Regions from separate parts of the Homo sapiens genome. Here region 2 is linked to region 1. The links are chromatin loops, found by intact Hi-C in ENCODE. Cell type or tissue: mammary epithelial cell. All regions are shown on one strand. Links, peaks and the distances in the headings refer to the core of each region. The heading gives the core; the rest is flanking DNA.

Region 1 (9,427 bases), core at 848-8,847:
CTGTATTTTGATTGTGGTTGTCACAAGAATCCACACATGTGATAAAATTGCACAGAACTTAATACACACACATGAGTGCATGTAAAACTGGAGATACCAAATTAAGGTGGATGAATGTCAATGTTTGGTTGTGATATTGTATAATTATGCAAGATGTTGCTATTGAGTGAGATGACATAAGGGTATATATACCTCTATGTATTATTTCTTACAACTATATGTAAAGCTATAATTATCTCAAAATATAAAGTTAAAAATGTAAAGATATATTTGACTCAAGCACACAAGAAGGACTATGTGAGCACTGGCTCTTTTCTTTCTTTTCCAACTTTCCTCCACCCTAGGATCCTCCAATGGGGGAAACCAGGATTTAGTGCATAATGCTGTCCCTGTATATTCCCAGGATCAAATCTGACTAAGGTATTTATCCCAAATTTCTGTGTCCTGGAGACAATAATTCCACTTGGTGCTTTTATTCACATTCTTCCACAACACAGGAAAATGACCTCTGGAAAATGTATGCTGGGGGATCACAAAAGCCCCAGTATTTGCTGATTTTAGTAAGTGGAACTAAGGAGAAAAAATATGCATAATCAAACCATAAAATTAGATTCTTCAACATTTTATAAATCCAGTATTTGTGTGGTAGCTTGACTAATATCTCCAAAGAGAATTGACTCAGACATCCAACTTTTTGAAGAGCATCAGAAGAATGTTACATTTTTTATTTTATTCCTCTAATTATAAAGGTAATGCATCTACCTTATTTTAAGAAAGAAAATATAAAAATTATCTATAGTTCCATGACTCAAATATACATACTGATTTTTTTCATCCTCTTATTTTTCTTAATCAGGACATTTTTGATTATAAACGATAGATACTCATTCACACTGGACATGCTTCAGGTATAACAAAACACAGGACTCAGATGATGTACTTAGGGCTCATTTTCAGGCCCTTCAACTCCGGGCTCTGTTTGCTTGTGTGTAGGTTCCATCCACAGGCAGGTTCTTCCCTCTTGGTTGCAAGAATGGTTGCGCAGGTCCAGGCTTCTTTTTTACATTTAGGCGATGTTACATAGAAAGAAAACTTCTTCCCGACAGCTCTAATAAAGTCCCCAAAATGAAGTAACTAACTTGGCTTGGCTGAGTCCATTTTTAAACCAATCACTAACCAAATAGTTAAATTGTACTTATTTTCCAGGACTGGGTCACACACATGAAATCAGGGCAGGGGATGAGGGTGTGGCATCAGAGAGCTTTTACCAATATAATCCTATTATTAGAATTTGGGAGAATGTATGCCGAGTAGAGAAAAATAAGATGTCCATTTATCTTTTGTGTGTGTATATTTGTATATACAAACACACATGTATATTTTTGTGAATAATGTAAGGATAAAATTGAAACTTATTTCTCCACCCCTCTGGGTTGTAATGATAAACCATAAAGATGTATATGGAAATGTCAGGGATCTAGAATAGCCGAAACAGTCTTGAAAAAGAACAGGTTTGAAGGATTCATACTTCCTGATTTCAAAATGTATTACAAAACTACAGTAAATAAGATTGTATGGTACTGGCATAAAAATAGAGATATAAATCAGTGGAATAAAATGGAAAGTCCAAAAATGAACTCATACATTTGTGGTCAGTTGATTTTCAACAAAGGAGACCAAGACAGCTTAATGGAGGTGGTGGGGGAGTGGGGGAAAGGCTGGGGGTGGAGGGGGAAAATTAGTTTTTTCAAAAAGTAGTGCTGAGACAACTGGATGTCTGCATGTAAAAGGATAAAGCTGGACCCCTCCCTCACATCATATGCAAAATTAACTCAAAATGGATCATAGACCTAAATATAACAGTGAAAACTGTACAGCTTTTAGAAGAAACTATAGGAATAAATCTTCATGACCTTCTATTATGCAAATCTTTCTTAAAACAATACGAAAAGTGCAAGCAACAAATGAAAAAAATAGATAAATTGGACTTTATGGAAATTAAAAACTTTACAGAAATATAAAAATTTATATTAAAATATAAATTATGAAACTTAACATATTTTCTGTTGCATCACTACAAGCATCAATATATTTGGCCAATGAAGGCAACTACTGCAGAAACATAAATTGGAAAACAAAGAACAAGTACCAAATAGAAAAATAACTAAACTCGTTTTCTTTTTTTCTGGTTTTTGAGACGGAATCTCACCCTGTCTCCCAGGCTGGAGTGCGGTGGCGCAATCTCAGCTCACTGCAACCTCTGCCTCCTGAGTTCAAGCAATTCTCCTGCCTCAGCCTCCCCAGTACCTGGGACTACAGATGCGTGCCACCACACCCAGCTAATTTTTTTTTTTTTTAGTAGAAATGGGGTGTCACCGTGTTAGCCAGGATGGTCTCGATTTCCTGACCTCGTGATCCGCCTGCCTCGCGCCCCTAATGCGGGATTACAGGCATGAGCCACCGCGCCCGGCTAAACTTTTTTTCTTGAATTAATGGTGCAGAATTTTCCATTTCTGGTAAAACTCTTTTGAATACATTAAAGGTGAATTTTCTAAAAAAAAACAAAAAAGGGGGTAAAATGAGTTTCAGACAATGTGAAATGGTGCTAAAGATTTTATTTAACGCTTTATTAATAAAGGAACCAATAAAATGATGTAATCTGTTCAAAGTAGAATCCAAAGGGCAGATATACCTAGATATCAGGAGTATTAGAATGCATTTACCAATTTTCACTCACACAACTGGCTTTGGGGAGAGGCAGGAATGAAAAAGGAGGATTATCCCGCCACTGGATGGAATTCATGTATATACACAAGAATTATTTTCGTTGCTATCAGTTAGTTACAATGTACAGATCTATAAAATAGCTCAAAATTAATAAAAAGCTAGCATCAGATAACCTGGAAGGGTATATGCTAAACAATGCATAGTTTTGCATTGAAGATACACAGTATTCTTTTCTGACTATTCCATATTTCCTTACGAATATTTTAGCAATCACTATATCATCAGGTTTCTCTGTTTTCCAGTCTTTTGTCCTAACTCCATTGTAGTAAGGATATCACTTTAAATTTTTTTAAATGCAAATAAATCTAAGACCACTATTGTCAAGTTAATATCCACTTGGTACTTGTATGATGAATTATTATAGTTGTGAAGGTAATATAGTTTCTTATATGCTGAGACTATGGACCAGAGTTGGCTGTTAGTGCTGAGTACATAAGACATTAACAAAAAAGGATAATGAAAATGACCATAAATAGGAAAACGCTACCATGCCGCTTAATATTTTCCGAACTTTGAGTCATGATTTACTTGTGGGTCATGAAATCAAAGAGTGATAACAAAATTAAGAACAGAAAATATGAAAGTGTAGTATATATGGTGAAGTTAAGAATTGGTTCATAAAACCTTGGTTGCAGGATGTGCTCTGGGTCACAATGTGAAATCTACTTCTGCTATAGGTCAGAGTCAGTGGAAAGTCACTATTGTAGCCGGTACCTAACATGTTAAAGAGAAAGTCTATATAGTCTTACTCAGTATGAGTCACCACTGGACAATATTCAATATTCACCACCTCCTCAATATTCAAATCCTGGATAGCCTGAGAAAGTCAATGACATGCATTGTGCTGAGATCATGTGGTTCAGGTTAGAACAGTTTTTCTGGGCTTTGACTGAATCTCACAGATCTAAATGTGTTTTTATTGCCATGTTTGCTAAATGTCCTTGGTAAAGAGTGGAGACTCCAAGGAACACTGGTCAAGGTATGTCACCTTTTCACTAAAATAAACACAACTTTATTTCTCAACTAGGAATAGTGTCAACATAACTGAAAAATTCAAATAAATTTTGAATTGCTTGAACTGCCTTTATTATATATTTTATAGATTATCTAACATCAAATTATGCTATGATCACTTTTATTCAGTAACTTACTGATTTTGTATGTTTTTATACAGAAATGGATTATCATTCTAGTAGAGCCTGGAGAGTTCAAACTGTCTGAAAGTTCTACCTAATCTTTTCTACCTAATCAATGCATAAGACACTGGTAACTTCTTAGGCACTCTCTCATAATCTCTGCAATTTCCCTTCTGTATTCTGAAAGTAAACATCTATTTTTTCAATCTGTTGTAAGCTGCCATATATACAACAAGCTTATTACATCTTACAACCAGACTTCCACTTGTAAATTGCCTCCTCCTCCTCATATAGAAATTCTGGAGCTGCCACTCATATTTCTTCAGAATCCCAGTGACTCACTGTAGAATCAGCTCTGCCTTTTCTCAATTTCTGGCATCCTTCAAATATCTTTCAGATGAGAAATGGGGTTGAAATTGGACAACATTTCTTTCTACCATCCCTTGAGGACAAGATTTCAAAATCTTTACCCCCAGGCTTTCAAAGGCCAGGCCTGTAATGCCAAATACATGTGAGATGTTCTCCATTATGAAGTCCCTTGAATTCTAAATTTAAATCTCAAAAAAATCTAAATCTGAACTTTTTTTTTCCTGTCTCCCAGAACAGCTGCTTTCTCCTACTGACTTTCTGTGTTTATGAAGATCCCTTGTTTTCCCAGACTTCAAGACTCAAAACTTCAAGATCATATTGGACTCCTTTTTTGGTTCTCACCTTCTCCATTTAATCCATCATGAAAGTTTACATCACTCAACCAATTCGAAATCTGTCTGGCTGGGCTCTAAACCTACTTCACAGTGTTCATTCTGGCAAGAAGGTGTCATGAGAGTGTCTCTTGATTGACTCAATTGATGAGACCAGAAATAAATACAACATGACATCATGGTAGGAACAGTTTTCTATCTCTAGCTTAAAATAAATCTAAAACATAATAGGAACTTATTAGGAAGAACAATGGCTTTGTAATTTTCTGTCATTTAAAAAATAAAGAAAATTCTCCTTTCACAGGATTATTAAATGCTCATTCCAAAGTTTAAAAAATATTACTTGTATATGACTATATTTTATTTCACTTTATAGTAAGTTCCTTCTATAGTCCTGAATATATGGGTTGCTAGTTAAAATTAAAGCAGCCTGTAATCCTACTACTTAGGGAGGCTGAGGTGAGAAAATTGCTTGAGCTCAGGTTCAACACCGGCCTGGGCAACACGGCGAAACCCTGTCTCTACACGAATTACAAAAATTAGCTGGGTGTGGTGGTGTGTGCCTGTGGATCCAGCTACTCAGGAGGCTGAGGTGGAAGAATTGCTTGAGCCCAGGAGGTTGAGCCTCAATGAGCTATGATCACGCCACTGCACTCCAGCCTGAGTGACAGAGTGAGACCCTATCTCAGTAAGTAAATAAATATGTAAATAAAACTAAAGCAGAGACCATGATTTCCTTTCTATTGTTTTCTAATTCTTCTTTAAATGAGTCACTTTGCACTTTTCTTTTCTACAACTGGAAAATCAACAAATACATTTTAAGCTACTGAGGGCCAATAGGTTTCAATTTCCTTATTGGCTAAGATTGACGGTTACTACTTGGAGTGCTGTGTCAGGAAGAATTGTGAGTCACAACCAGGTCCTGCCAGAAGGAATACTGTGCTCAATTAGTGAGGTCCTCTGTGGGCTTGAGAAGGGAACATGATGGCTCGCATGTCACATGAAGCAAGAATCAAGGCCAATCTGAAAGTAGAACAGAAGAGTTTGACACTTAGATGGCATACTTGAATGCTATGTAATTAAGGCTTTTGTCACAAAAGTGGCTATTTTGCCATCCTGTCACAATACTGAAATTCTAGGATTAGCAACTTTTAAAGACTTTTTGAAACCTTTCACTAGTAAAAAAGTTTTTGAAAACTTTCACTATTAAAATACTACCTTTATTGTTCTTATTCTGGGAAAGTGAATGGGTTTAAGTCATTATCAGCAAACAGTTAAGGAGGAAGTAGTCTATGAGATTGATTTTCAACCTTGAGTGTGGATGAAAGAAATGATCTTTGTAATGAAATATGGGGTGCATTTATTAGAAGGAGAAAGTGAGAACCAGGAGGATGAAACTGTGAGTAGAAAGAGAACTGAAATTGGAATTGGATGGCAACAACGATGTCTTTGTCTCCTTAAGAAATAGCTTCCCATCTCCTCTTTGAAAAAAGCTTTAAAAAAAAGTAAAAGAAAAACTAATGAAACTAAACAAAAAATAAAAAGAAAAATAAATCAAACCTTGGTGAGGTTCATCCTTAATATTCTCTAAAAAGGCTCCAAATTTTCCTCGTTCTTTATCCCTTACTAGGTCAGCAGCAGCATATCAAAGAAGCACAAACAACTTGCTGAATTCGATTCTAAGTGGGCATAGCTTTGTGCCTGCTAAAAGGAAATAAGGATTTAGGCCCTTTAGATATAATGGCGACAGCAACAACAGCAATAAATACAATGGCCACCACTCCTGAGTGTACCATGTCTTGGTTTTGCTCTGAAATGCATGTACATGCTGGATCTCCTTTAATTCTCATCCAATCCATGATGCATCACTCTAATTATCTCTGATTTACAGCTGGGCTTCAGTAGTCTGCTTAAAGTCATGCAATGAGCAAATGACAGAGCCAGAATTTAAACCCAAGTCTTTCTTAGGCCAAACCTTATTTCTACCTTTCTCCCTTGCCTGTGTTCTCTTTCAGTTTCTTACTGAGACCTAGGTAACTATCCATGTCAGCTCTAGGGCTCAGACAAGATGAGTCACACTTGCAGGAAATATGAGAGAGAAAAAGCTACAACTCTATAGCATGAAAAGTGATTTTCATATTGTTTATACTTAAATGAGACGCTCTGCACTAAAATTCTCTCGTTTCCACACTTTGTACGGATATATAAATTCTCCCAAAATAGGATCCAGGTGCCATTTATATAGCAACATTAACCCTGAATCTCTCAGTGGGAAAAATCCTGTAAACTGATGATAATACTCATGTTGGCACAGGATAATATTAGAAAACCAAAGAAAACATTTTCTGGTTTGTGTACCTTGAATAAACAGATGTTTAAAATTCTACTTTCCCTACATTTACCAAGCATATAAATGAGAACTAATTAGACTGAAATTCCATGGACCGTGTTCCAACGCCCTAGTTTAGTCATCCAGTATAAACACTGTAAATGAATAAAATGCAGTATATTTAACAATTTAGAGTCACGGTTCCTTAAATTCAACTGATACAGTATTACAGTGCACTGAGTAACAAAAAGTGACTGAAGTTTTGTTATTTTATTTGGAAAAACAATTACCACAGAAAAGTACATAGTATGAAAATATTCATGTGTCCTCATCCCAGAATTAATTAACATTTTGCCATATATGCTTCTAAAATTGTGTTTAATAAAGACAAAATAAAACATTACAAAGAAAGCTGCAGTATTTTTGTATCCCTTCCAGATGGAATATCCCCTTCTCTTTCTCTCCCTCTCCAGAGTCAGCATCTCTTTGGAACTTGTTGAATATCCTCCAATTCATGATTTCATATTTTACTAGTTAGGCAGACACAAAATGTTATAGCATTATTTGTGACTCGAAATTTTATAAAAATGGTCTATTTTATATTTTGCATTCTGTTATTTGCATTGTTTTTTTTTTTTTTTTTTTTTTTGAGCAAAAAGGCTGTTTATTTCACCTGGGTGCAGGCTGGCTGAGTCTGAAAAGACAGTCAGCGAAGGGAGATGGGGTGGGGCTGTTTTATAGGATTTGGGTAGGTAAAGGAAAATTACTGTCAAAGGGGGGGTTGTTCTCTGGCGGGCAGGTGTAGGGGTCACAAGGTGCTCAGTAGGGGAGCTTTTGAGCCAGGATGAGACAGGAGAAGGAATTTCACAAGATAATGTCATCAGTTAAGGCAGGAACAGGCCATTTTCACTTCTTTTGTGGTGGAATGTCATCAGTTAAGGCAGGAACTGGCCATCTGGATGTGTACGTGCAGGTCACAGGGGATATGATGGCTTAGCTTGGGCTCAGAGGCCTGACATTCCTGTCTTCTTAAATTAATAAGAAAAATAAAATGAAATAGTGGTAAAGTGTTAGGATGGCGAAAATTTTTGGGGGTGGTAGGGAGAGATAATGGGCGATGTTTCTCAGGGCTGCTTCGAGCGGGATTAAGGGCGGCGTGGGAACCTAGAGTGGGAGAGATTAAGCTGAAGGAAGATTTTGTGGTAAGGGGTGATATTGTGGGGTTGTTAGAAGAAACATTTGTTCTGTAGAATTATTGGTGATGGCCTGGATATGGTTTTGTATGAATTGATAGCACCAGGAGATATCAGCTGTGATGGTTTGGAGAAACAGTGTAAACTGGCAGTGTAAACAAGAGCAGGGCATTTATGAGTACTTGAGAACGGTGAATAGGAGTATGACTAGACAGAAGACAGTAGGGATGACAAGTTTTTTGGGGTGAGTCTAAGTTGGTCTGGTGTCTGGGATGAGACTGGGGCTTAATAAAAAGGAGCATCTATACAGGAGCTCAAATGGGCTGTACCTTGTAGCATCCCGAGGACAGGCCTGAATTCTGAGAAGGGAAAGTGGTAAAAGTATTGTCCAGTCCTTTTTAATTTGGTGGCTGAGCTTGGTGAGGTGTGTTTTTAAAAGACTTTTAGTCCATTCTACTTTTCCTGAAGACTGAGGACTGTAAGGGATATAAAGGTTTCGCTAAATACTAACAGCCTGAAAAACTGCTTGGCTGATTTGACTAATAAAGGATGGTCCGTTTTCAGACTGTATAGAGGTGGGAAGGCGAAACTGAGGAATTATGACTGACAGAAGGGAAGAAATGACTGCGGCGGCCTTTTTAGACCCTGTAGGAAAGGCCTCCGAAGACAGCTTTAAAGATTGCCCCCATGCTAGCTCTCCCTGACTGATCCCAACCCTTTTCATTACACACAGCCGAAGTGCAGGGCTGTGCAGTCAGAATTCTTACACAAGAACCGGGACCGCTATTTGCATTTTTTAACTAAATGTGGTATCTGTCCAACTTAATACATATATGTATACCTATTTATGTTAACTGCTATGTAGTATTCCAGTTTATAACTACATCAGAGTTTATCCAACCATTTATCAAGGACATTTAGTGCTGTCCAGCACTCCCCATTTTTGTTCCTATTACAAAAGACTTCTTGTGTACATGTACACGTGTGGTTTCTAGGCTATATATCTAGCAGTGAAATTTCTGGGTTGGAGGTGTTTGCATTTTGAACTTTACTAGATAATTGCCAAATTGCTCTCCAAAGTGATTGTAGCATTTTATACTCCCACCGGCAGTGTACTAGAGTTCCCATTTCCAATAGACTTAAAAACACTTCAAATTGTCTGACTTTTGAATTTAGGAGCTCTGATTTTGATTTCTTATTTTGCCAGCTCTTAGATTGCATACATGGTATGCCATAGAAGTGCTTGGCATGCATTTTTATTATCATTAATATAGAGCCCAC
Region 2 (9,427 bases), core at 926-8,925, 59 kb before region 1:
AACTTAAAGTATAATAATAATAAAATTTAAAAAAAAAGTAAACAAAAAAAAAGATGTATATCATCTTCACTTTTCTTCCCTGAATGTCAGGAAGGATGCTCGCTCTAAAACATATTGGAGTAACCGTCCTGCTGAGGCAGATCTTGCCTTTGCTTTTCTTTCCAAAGAAGACTTGTACTTTGAACTTTCCTCCAATCAGTCTCTACTTGCTAGTATTCTCCCTGCAACTGGACTCCCTCTGAGCTGCTCTTGAACTCTAGAAGTCTGTGATAATGTTCTCCCTGGAGGAAATATAATAAAGTCTGGTTGTTGACAGTCTTTCTTGTGTTGATCCAAGGTCTACTTTTCTATAACTTCCAATTTATTGGCTTCAGATCATCCCCCAGGGATAGACAAAACACACTCCTTCTGCCATCGATAATTTTAATACTTACTCTAAATCTTCTGTTCTCTGGGTTACCTAGTTCCACTAAGGATTCCTCTTTTTCCTTAAGCAGTTATTTATTGAGTACTATGTTGGTTTGCTAGGACAGCCATAACAAAACACCACAGATGGGTGGTTTAGGCAGCAAAAATTTATTTTCGCACAGCTTTAGAGGCTGAAAATCCAAGATCTAGGCACCAGAGGATCGCTTTCTCTTGAGGCCTCTCTCATGGGCTTACACATAACTGCCTTCTTCTTGTGTCCTCACATGGCCTTTTCTCTGTGCCTGCACATTTCCAGTGTCTCTTTCTCTACTTGTAAGGACACTAGTCCTGTTGGATTAGGGCCCCACTCTTATGACTCTATTTAATTTAACTTTACCTCCTTAAAGGCCCTATCTCCAAATAGGAATTTGAGCTTTAACATGAATTTAGAGGGATGCAAATCAGTCCATAACAGATTCATATGCAAAAACAGCAGGGAAAAAATAGAACACCCTTGGCCCAGTGGACAAATGACACCCAAGGTAATACTAGTTAGTGGCAGAGCCAGGGGCAGAACTCTGGATGGAGTAAGACTTATTTCCTCTCTCTTTATGGAATTTATATCCCTATTTATTTTGCCCAATATAACATTTACTCTTGTGGAAGATCTGTTGACATAAAAGAGAGCTCAGCTGTATGCTTTTCTCCAAAACCATTGTACCTTGGTTTGTGTCTGTGTAATTCTTCTATTTTCATACTAGGTTGAAATCTGGGTGGAGTTAAAGGTAATGTCTTCCAAGACTTTGTATGGCTGTACTCTGACAAATACTGTGCACTGCATACAAGGAAAATGGTGTTACCTGACCAGGACTGGCTTTGTGTGTGATCTGTGCCCGTGGTTTAATGTTTCACCATGGCCATCTTGAAATTCTAATAATTTTTTAACAAAGGGCCCCACATTTTCATTTTGCACTGGGGCCCACAAATTATGTGACTGACTTTAAAAAGGGAAACGTTTGGGCCAGGCACGGTGGCTCATGCCTGTAATCTCAGCACTTTGGGAGGCTGAGGTGGGTGGACCACCTGAGGTCAGGAGTTCGAGACCAGCCTGACCAATATGGTGCAATCTCGTCTCTACTAAAATTATAAAAATTAGCTGGGGATGGTGTCGCGTGCCTGTAGTCCCAGCTACTTGGGAGGCTGAGGCAGGAGAATCACTTGAACCTGGGAGGCAGAGGTTGCAGTGAGCCGAGATCACGCCATTGCACTCCAGCCTGGGTGACAGAGTGAAACTCTGTCTCAAAAAAAAAAAAAAAAAAAAAAAGGAAACATTTATGAAGGGTCAATTGGACAAGAAGTCAGAACACCTGAGTTTTGTCCCAGGGTCAGCCACTAACTAGTTAAATATAATGATCAATCTTCATTTACCTCCCCACCAGCAAGATCCTATCTTCTAGCTCAAAATTATGCAACCATGCTTAAACAAAAGGTTTCTGTAGAGAACATCTGCTGTTTTTGCCTGCCAAGCATTCACTCCCTCATCTTTCAGAGTGTTCCTTCTCACTCTCTGTCCAGGGGTTACCAGGTTCAGGTTGCTGGCCCCATTTAACCCACTACCTCTGCTCCAAGGAAGTGGTCCAGGCCCAGCCAATCAGTATATTTTACCCTCTGGAAAAGTATGGAACTGTCCAGAAATGGGCATGTGGCCCAACTGGGGTCCATGGGATTCGGTTACATTACATTCAGGGACTGTTGTGGCACTGCTGAGAGAAAGAGGTAGGCCTGGAGCTGCTGATCATTACCTGGCCTCCATGGGGACACCTGCTGGAGGACAGAGCCAGTCCAGAGGAACAGCAACTGAGAGAAGAAGAGAGTGAGACCAAGTCCTGAGGACATGGTGTGAACCTGTGGATGAGCAGCCAGTTGTGCTTACACCCTGGAGATAACAGTTGTGTCAATAACTGAGAGAAGAACCAATGATGTCTCAGAATCAACCTAGGTGAGTGTCCCTTCCAACAATGGGGATTGTTCACCACTGGATCCTGGGTGCATAGCAGAGTGCCTGCCACATAACAGACATGAATTAATAAATGGAAATCACTATAAGAGATAAATCTAAGTGTTGCAAGATAATAAGTTCCTGAAACAGGCAAATTTTTTTTTTGTTTATATATACATTTCTGGGTCCCAGAGATCACAAAGAACCAGGAAACATCGTTCAGTGAAACCCACTCTGCAAAGAATCACTTTTAATGCCTGCCAAAGTCATCCTAATTGAGCCAATGAAAGCAAGATCTAAGACAAACTTCCAGGAAATAGCGTCTGAAATTCAGCATCACCTTTTAAACTTGGGCGTTTGGTTTAAATACGAGTATATATTTTCTTTATTAAATTAAAATGCACCCTGTGTGATACAGGAAGAATGAGGTGGTAGCCTTTGCTGAAGGAACAAGTAGAACTAAAGGAAGCTTAAAACAATCTGCCTTTACCCTACCTGCTGTGTAATCAGGTATGTTGAAAGGTAATGAAGCAGCTTAATTATTATCTTTTAAATATCTGTTTAAAATACTATTATTTCTTTGAAATTGCTCTGATTAAACATTTCTTTGATCTCAGTAAATAAGGAGGTTTGTAAAATTCCCTTTGGGGCAGGAGCCTACAAATTCCTCTATCAACTGGCAAATGATTGTGCGAAAGGAGCAGAGAGAAGAGTCTGTCTCAATATGAAGAGATAAAATTTCCATAGTTATCTATTAGTGGAAATGGACATCTCTGAAAGGAGCTCTTTGTCCTCAGAGGAGTTCAAATGGAAGACATGTGTGCTCTGCAGGGAACACTGGAGAAAAGAAAGGTAATACATAACTGATAATTGAATAGATCTCCAATTCTGCAAATCTTGGGACAAGCCAAAGGAAATTCTGATATCTTAAGTTCACAGTTTGATCTATGCACATGCTATGGTTTGGCTCTGTGTCCTCACCCAAATCACATGTCACATTGTTAATTCCCATTGTTGGGGGAGGGACCTGATGGGAGGTGATTGGCTCATGGGGGCAGATTTCCCCCTGGCTGTTCTCCTGATAGTGAGTGCTCATGGGATCTGGTTAAGAGTGTAGCACTTCCCCCTTAGCTCTCTCTCCTGCTCCACCTTAGTAAGACATGTTTGCTTCCCCTTCATTTTCTGCCATGATTGTAAGTTAACTGAGGCCTCTCAGCCATGCTTCCTGTACAGTCTGTGGGCCTGTGAATCAATAAAACCTCGTTTCTTCCTAAATTACCCGGTCTCAGGAAGTTCTTGATAGCAGTGTGAAAACGGACTAACATAGTACAATCTTTGTGGTGGCAAATGTGAAACAGGAGAAATCTGACACTTCAGCAGGGATAAGCCCCTTTCCAACACTTCAACAATTGATTGATATATCCAACAGCATATCCACCTTGGCTTACCACCCCAGCACTGAGCAGAGCTCTTGGCAAAGTGAGCATGCCGTAAATACTTGTTAAATGATTGAATAAATTGAATAAATAAATGAATTCATCTCTCAGAGGTTATGTGCTCATGTTTTTTTCTACATTTATTTTGCTCCATACTTTTCTTATGTAATAATTAATCATGTAACACCTTGTGGCAGATCACATTACTCACCTTGTACTGCATTATTTAACTTCTCATATATTTATGTCTTACTTTCTAAGATAGACCATGAGTTATCTGAAGCAGGTATTATATGCCTTTGTAAGCCCTTCAGTACCTTTAGGTACACTTAAAGTAAGTTAATAACATTCATGGAGACCACAAATAGTTGGTGCAGTCAGCCTCCTCCTTATAAGGGTTGCCCCTCTGAGGATATTACACAGTTCCTTCTTTACAGCCCAGGATTTCTAAAGTTCCTCAATTGAATTGCCCTCTATCTTGTTTCTCAATGCACAGGGCCATTGTCAACATAGTGGACCTCAAAAATCAACCCAACTAAAGAGGGATTAGCAGATTATTGGAAGTAAAAGTGGTATGGAGGAACTCAGGGATGGTCTAAATCAATTCCCTCATTTTGGCTATGAGTAACCAAGGGCAACTCTCAAAGTAAAAATATTTGCTTAAGGTTATAGAGCAACTTGAGAGCCCAGAGATCCTGACCCCAGAAATTCTGCTGCCTGTGGAGATGACAAGCTCCTGGATGCAGGACACTACCTCAATAATGACTTTACTTTTCATTAACTAGACTTACATTTTTTAAACATTCGTTTTCAAATGGCCCCATCAGCCAACACAAAAGAAGAGGGATTGCTTTGAGTATAAAATGCGTAGGGGATCATGCTTCTCTTTCTCCACAAATCAAAGAAATGAAAGATTGGATGTCAGGACTTGCACCACAGAAGCCCTTTCTGGAGGGACTGAAAAGATTTTATTGTACTCTCTGAAAGTTAGTAATTGCATTTCAAAAAGAAAATAAAAGTGATGAGTATTTCCCCTTGAGTTCAAAGACACCCGCTAATTTTGTCCTTTACTACTCAACTCCTGGCATTAGATTATAAATATAGTGCAGATAGGAGCACCATTTACCAGCTGGATTCCTGAGACTGGTGAAGAATTTAGCACTGGCAAAGCTCATCCTTCAATGACTGCCTTCTATTATAATTAGTGGTGTAGTGTACCTGCTCCTTGAGGGCAGCAACTGTGCTTTATTCTTACTGACTTTCTAAACGTGTAAATCACTAGGGATTCCTCTTCTACTGAAAGTCCTACAATGAGTTTAAGATAATTCAAAATAAATTTGAGCTCCTTCTCAGGGCCCTTCACAAGGAGCTAAAATCTGGCCCTGATCACTTCTTTGGCTTACTTCACACTGTTCTCTCTTTACATACTTGCTCCAGCCACTGTGGCCATCTTCCTTGTCCTCCAGCAGGCCAAGCTTGCCAGTGCCCTTGTATGCTGTTCCCTCTGCCTGGAATGCTGTGCTCTAAGGACTTCAAATGATGATTTCTTCTCATAACTAAGGTCTCAGTTCAAATACCTCTGCCAAGAGGTCTTCAAGGCACACTCCGTCATACTCACCCTATTTTATTTCTTCTACAACACATCTCAATAACTGAAGTTATCTTGTATATTTATTTTTTATTTCCTTGTTGTCTGTCTTGTGCCTCTAGAATATAAGCTCTTTAAGAATATAGATCTCATCTTGTTCACTGCTATATTCCCAGTTCCTAGAAGAGTACGTGGCACATAGCAGGTGCTTAGTAAATAGTCATTTACTGCATCCCCTATAGTGCCTCATACCACAGTGTCACAGGTGGAGAGGCCAAAATCATATGATAAAGAGAAAAGAGGGCCATCTAATTTATAGTTAAGATTATATAGTCCAGGCATGGTGGCTCACGCCTGCAATCCCAGCACTTTGGGAGGCCAAGGTGGGCAGATCACCTGAGGTCAGGAGTTCAAGACCAGGCTGACCAACATGGAGAAACCCCATCTCTACTAAAAATACAAAATTAGGTGGGTGGTGGTACATGACTGTAATCCCAGCTACTTGGGAGGCTGAGGCAGGAGAATCTCTTGAACCCAGGAGGCGGAGGTTGCGGTGACCCGAGATCGTGCCATTGCACTCCAGCCTAGGCAACAAGAGCGAAACTCCATCTCAAAAAACAAAACAAAAGAAAACAAAGCAAAAAAAACTATATAAACACGATGGTCACCAATACAGGGCTGATGGAAAGACAGATTATTTGGCTAGTTACTGTATCTGTGTCCTTAAGTACCACTGCTGTTTTTAAAATGGTAATAGAAAAATTTTATGCAGGGCTTCAAATAGTTTCTTCTCAAAATCTGTTGTTCCTTTCCATTTGGATATATCAGTAGTTTATGGTAGAAAAAATACTGGACTAGTTAGAAATGGCAAATTGGTTTATCTCATGTGGCCAATTTGAATTGATAGCTGCCTAGAGGACCTAGGTAGGTGGTATCATGAGGTGATAGCTGCCTGGGGGAGCTAGGTAGAGGTATTCTGAGAATAAATGCAAATTTGCATGTCTGCTCTGGCCCTGTTTGGGAAGTGGCTATGTGATGATGAATTATAAGTCTTTCCAATTGCAGTGACTGCCTTTTGTCACATAAAAGCAAAGTACTGTAGATAGATGCTCTGGAAAAGTAGTTTAATTGAATTATACAACTATCTAGGTTAATGAAATCAAATGGGATTTTCACTTTCTCCTTGGTGCAATAATGAAGAAATCAAGAGGGCTGCATCATTTTTAGCATGTGACTTTGGACAGATCATAACCTTTTAGCTTTAGTTCTCTTGATTCTAAAGTGGCTCAAATAATTTTAATCCACCTAAGATTATTAAGGGATCAAATAAAAAATATCTAATCAAAACCAATATTATTATGCTATACAAATGTATGGTACTTTGTGGGAATCTGCGAACCTCCATACCATACTCACTCCCTATGTGTCCTGAATTTTCTTGGCCTTACTCAACTTTTGGGTGCCACCATGTGGCCCCTTGCCTCCCCCAGCAGTCATGGATGTCATTTTAAAATAGGCTCTAAGCTTTGATGTGCAGCTAAGGCAGAGCCTCTCAGATGCTGCTTGATACCACCCATGCAACGGATCCCGGGCATTGCTTTGCCGATATCTTGCCTCATCTAGGAATTTGTTTTGGAATATGTCTTGGACTACAAATTGTTATCTGGGAAGCTGGTAGATTTATTAACTTAATTAATGCTGGGAAAGTAAACAATAGCTTTTCAGGGATTAAACTTTTAGGCTGGAGACTGTTTTTTTAGAGGGACCACGTGCATTGTTCTGTTCCCAAGTCTATGTGCTTTTTATCTTCTGGCCAGTGTTCAGACTTGTTGCCAGTTTCTCATAGAACGTTTGGCAGAAAAATGAGGAGGAAGGCACCAGGGAAACAGAAATGGAGCAAAGTGGTAAGAAATTCTTTAAGAAGTCTGGGAGCCACGAGGGAGAGGGAACCAGAAGAAAGTGTGCTGACTGACAAGTGATGGAAAATCACTGAACCATAATAGACCTCACTTGTATTGACATGCGCTAACTGAAGTGAACAGCTGGGGTAAAGTTACTGAGCATCTTATTTCGGAGTTTGGCAGTGGACCGAACTCTATTTGCAAAGGAGACAGCTACGACAGGATTTTACAGGTCTAATGCAGAACAAAAATGTAGTCAGCTCAGCCCAGCAACTGAAGTATAGCAAGAGGCCTTTACTTTTGTTAGACACAGTTTTTATAGAAGAGATACCCCGCTGGCTCTCCTTTCATGTATAGCATTTGAGATAGCTTGAGCCTGTTGTTTGATTCCCTTCAGTATAGTCAGGATTGTAATTTAGCAGCATGCTTGTGCAGGTGATACACTATATCAGGTGCTTTAACCATGTAACCGAAAAACAACAACAAACAACAACAACAAACACAGAAAAGAAATTACATAGTAGTGTGACTTCTAAAAGCTAACAACATTAACTGAACACTTACTCTGTGTCAATCACTGTGCCAAATCCTTTTATATGCTTACCTTATTTAATCCTCACAGTAACCCTATGTGGTTGGTACTATAATTATCTCTGTTTTGCAGGTGGGGAACCTGAGGCTTGGAGATATGAAGTTATATGCTCCGATGCAGAGTTAGCAAGTGACAGAGCAAGAACTGCAATGTAAATGCATCTGACACTCAAGCCTGTGTTCTTCACCATGAGGTCCTACTGTCACCACAGTCTACACACACCTAAGATGTGTGGGAATTCATGGGACCACTTCTGCTCTGACTGTTTCAGTCTTTTGCCTTGGTGTTTAATATTGTATCATGTTATTCTCTTTTGTCTCCCAGTGTTTTGGTATCATGTTACTGCAACTCTGGAGGTTTTGCTGGCTGGTAGCTGGGTCACTTAGAGTCTTCAAATGATTCTTATTCCTTTGGAAGCGCTTTATAGAGCAAAGAAAGTTGGTGGAAGTGGGAAAAGATAGGTGGCTGATTTCCTCTCCTTGATCTTAGGAGGACAACTGGGCTTAGGGGCCCCAGAGGAGACGGTGAGCTCAATGGAGTATTGTTTTATGCTGCATTCTGCAGGCAGGGACTACATGCCCAGCTCACTAAGGAAGTTCCACCATTTCTTTTTTTTTTTTTAATTTCTTCTAAAAAATAAAACAAAACAAAAATGGGATACATGCACAGAAAATGCAGGTTTGTTACATAGGTGTACGTGTGTCATGGTGGTTTGCTGCACCTATTGACCCGTCCTTTAAGTCCTTTAAGTTCCCTCACCTCACCTCCCATCCCCTAATGGGCCCTGGTGTGTGTTGTTCCCCTCTCTGTGTCTATGCGTTCTCATTGTTCGACTCCTACTTATAAGTGAGAACATGCAGTGTTTGGTTTTCTGTTCCTGTGTTAGTTTGCTAAGGGTAATGGCTTTCAGCTTCATCTATGTCCCTGCAAAGGGCATGATCTCATTCCTTTTTATGGCTGCATAGTATTCCATGGTATGTATGTACCACATTTTCTTTATCCAGTTAAACATTGATGGGCATTCGGGTTGGTTCCATGTCTTTGCTATTGTAAATAGCACTGCAATAAACATATGTGTGCATCTGTCTTTATAGTAGAATGATTTATATTCCTCTGGGTATATACCCAGTAATGGGACTGCTGGGTCAAATGGTGTTTCTGGTTCTAGATCTTTGAGGAATCACCATACTTCAACCATCCTCCACAACGGTTGAACTAATTTACATTCCCACCAACAGTGTAAAAGCGATCCTATTTCTCCACAGCCTCGCCAACACCTATTGTTTCCTGACTTTTTAATAATTACCATTCTGACTGGCATAAGATGGTATCTCATTGTGGTTTTGATTTGTGTTTCTCTGATAATCAGAAACATTGAGCTTTTTTTCATACATTTGTTGTCCGCATAAACATCAATTTCTATTGGAAGCACTGCTGTCTCTAATTCTGTGGTGTTGGCTTGTGAACATAGATGGAAAAAATAATTATACCCTTTTCACCTTC

What was found. Hi-C counts contacts between places; a loop is a spot of excess contacts. Peaks named below come from ENCODE experiments on the same cell type or tissue, not always from the same donor. Only the 100,000 strongest peaks of a DNase experiment are listed, where the experiment ranks them.
Region 2: it touches region 1 in a loop (5-fold over the local background); 3 of 110 quality-filtered maps call a loop at or near these places.

Annotation. Positions count from the first base shown.
Region 1 is chr5:143,917,401-143,926,827 of GRCh38, forward strand. No RefSeq gene overlaps it. Among named protein-coding and RNA genes, the nearest start is that of HMHB1, 110 kb to the left of the region's middle. In mammary epithelial cell, for the core only: no CTCF peak of the experiment used is centred there; DNase peaks (open chromatin) are centred at 3,601 and 4,301; H3K27ac peaks cover 4,045 bases.
Region 2 is chr5:143,858,190-143,867,616 of GRCh38, forward strand. No RefSeq gene overlaps it. Among named protein-coding and RNA genes, the nearest start is that of HMHB1, 51 kb to the left of the region's middle. In mammary epithelial cell, for the core only: a CTCF peak has its summit at 2,261 (motif pointing left); no DNase peak of the experiment used is centred there.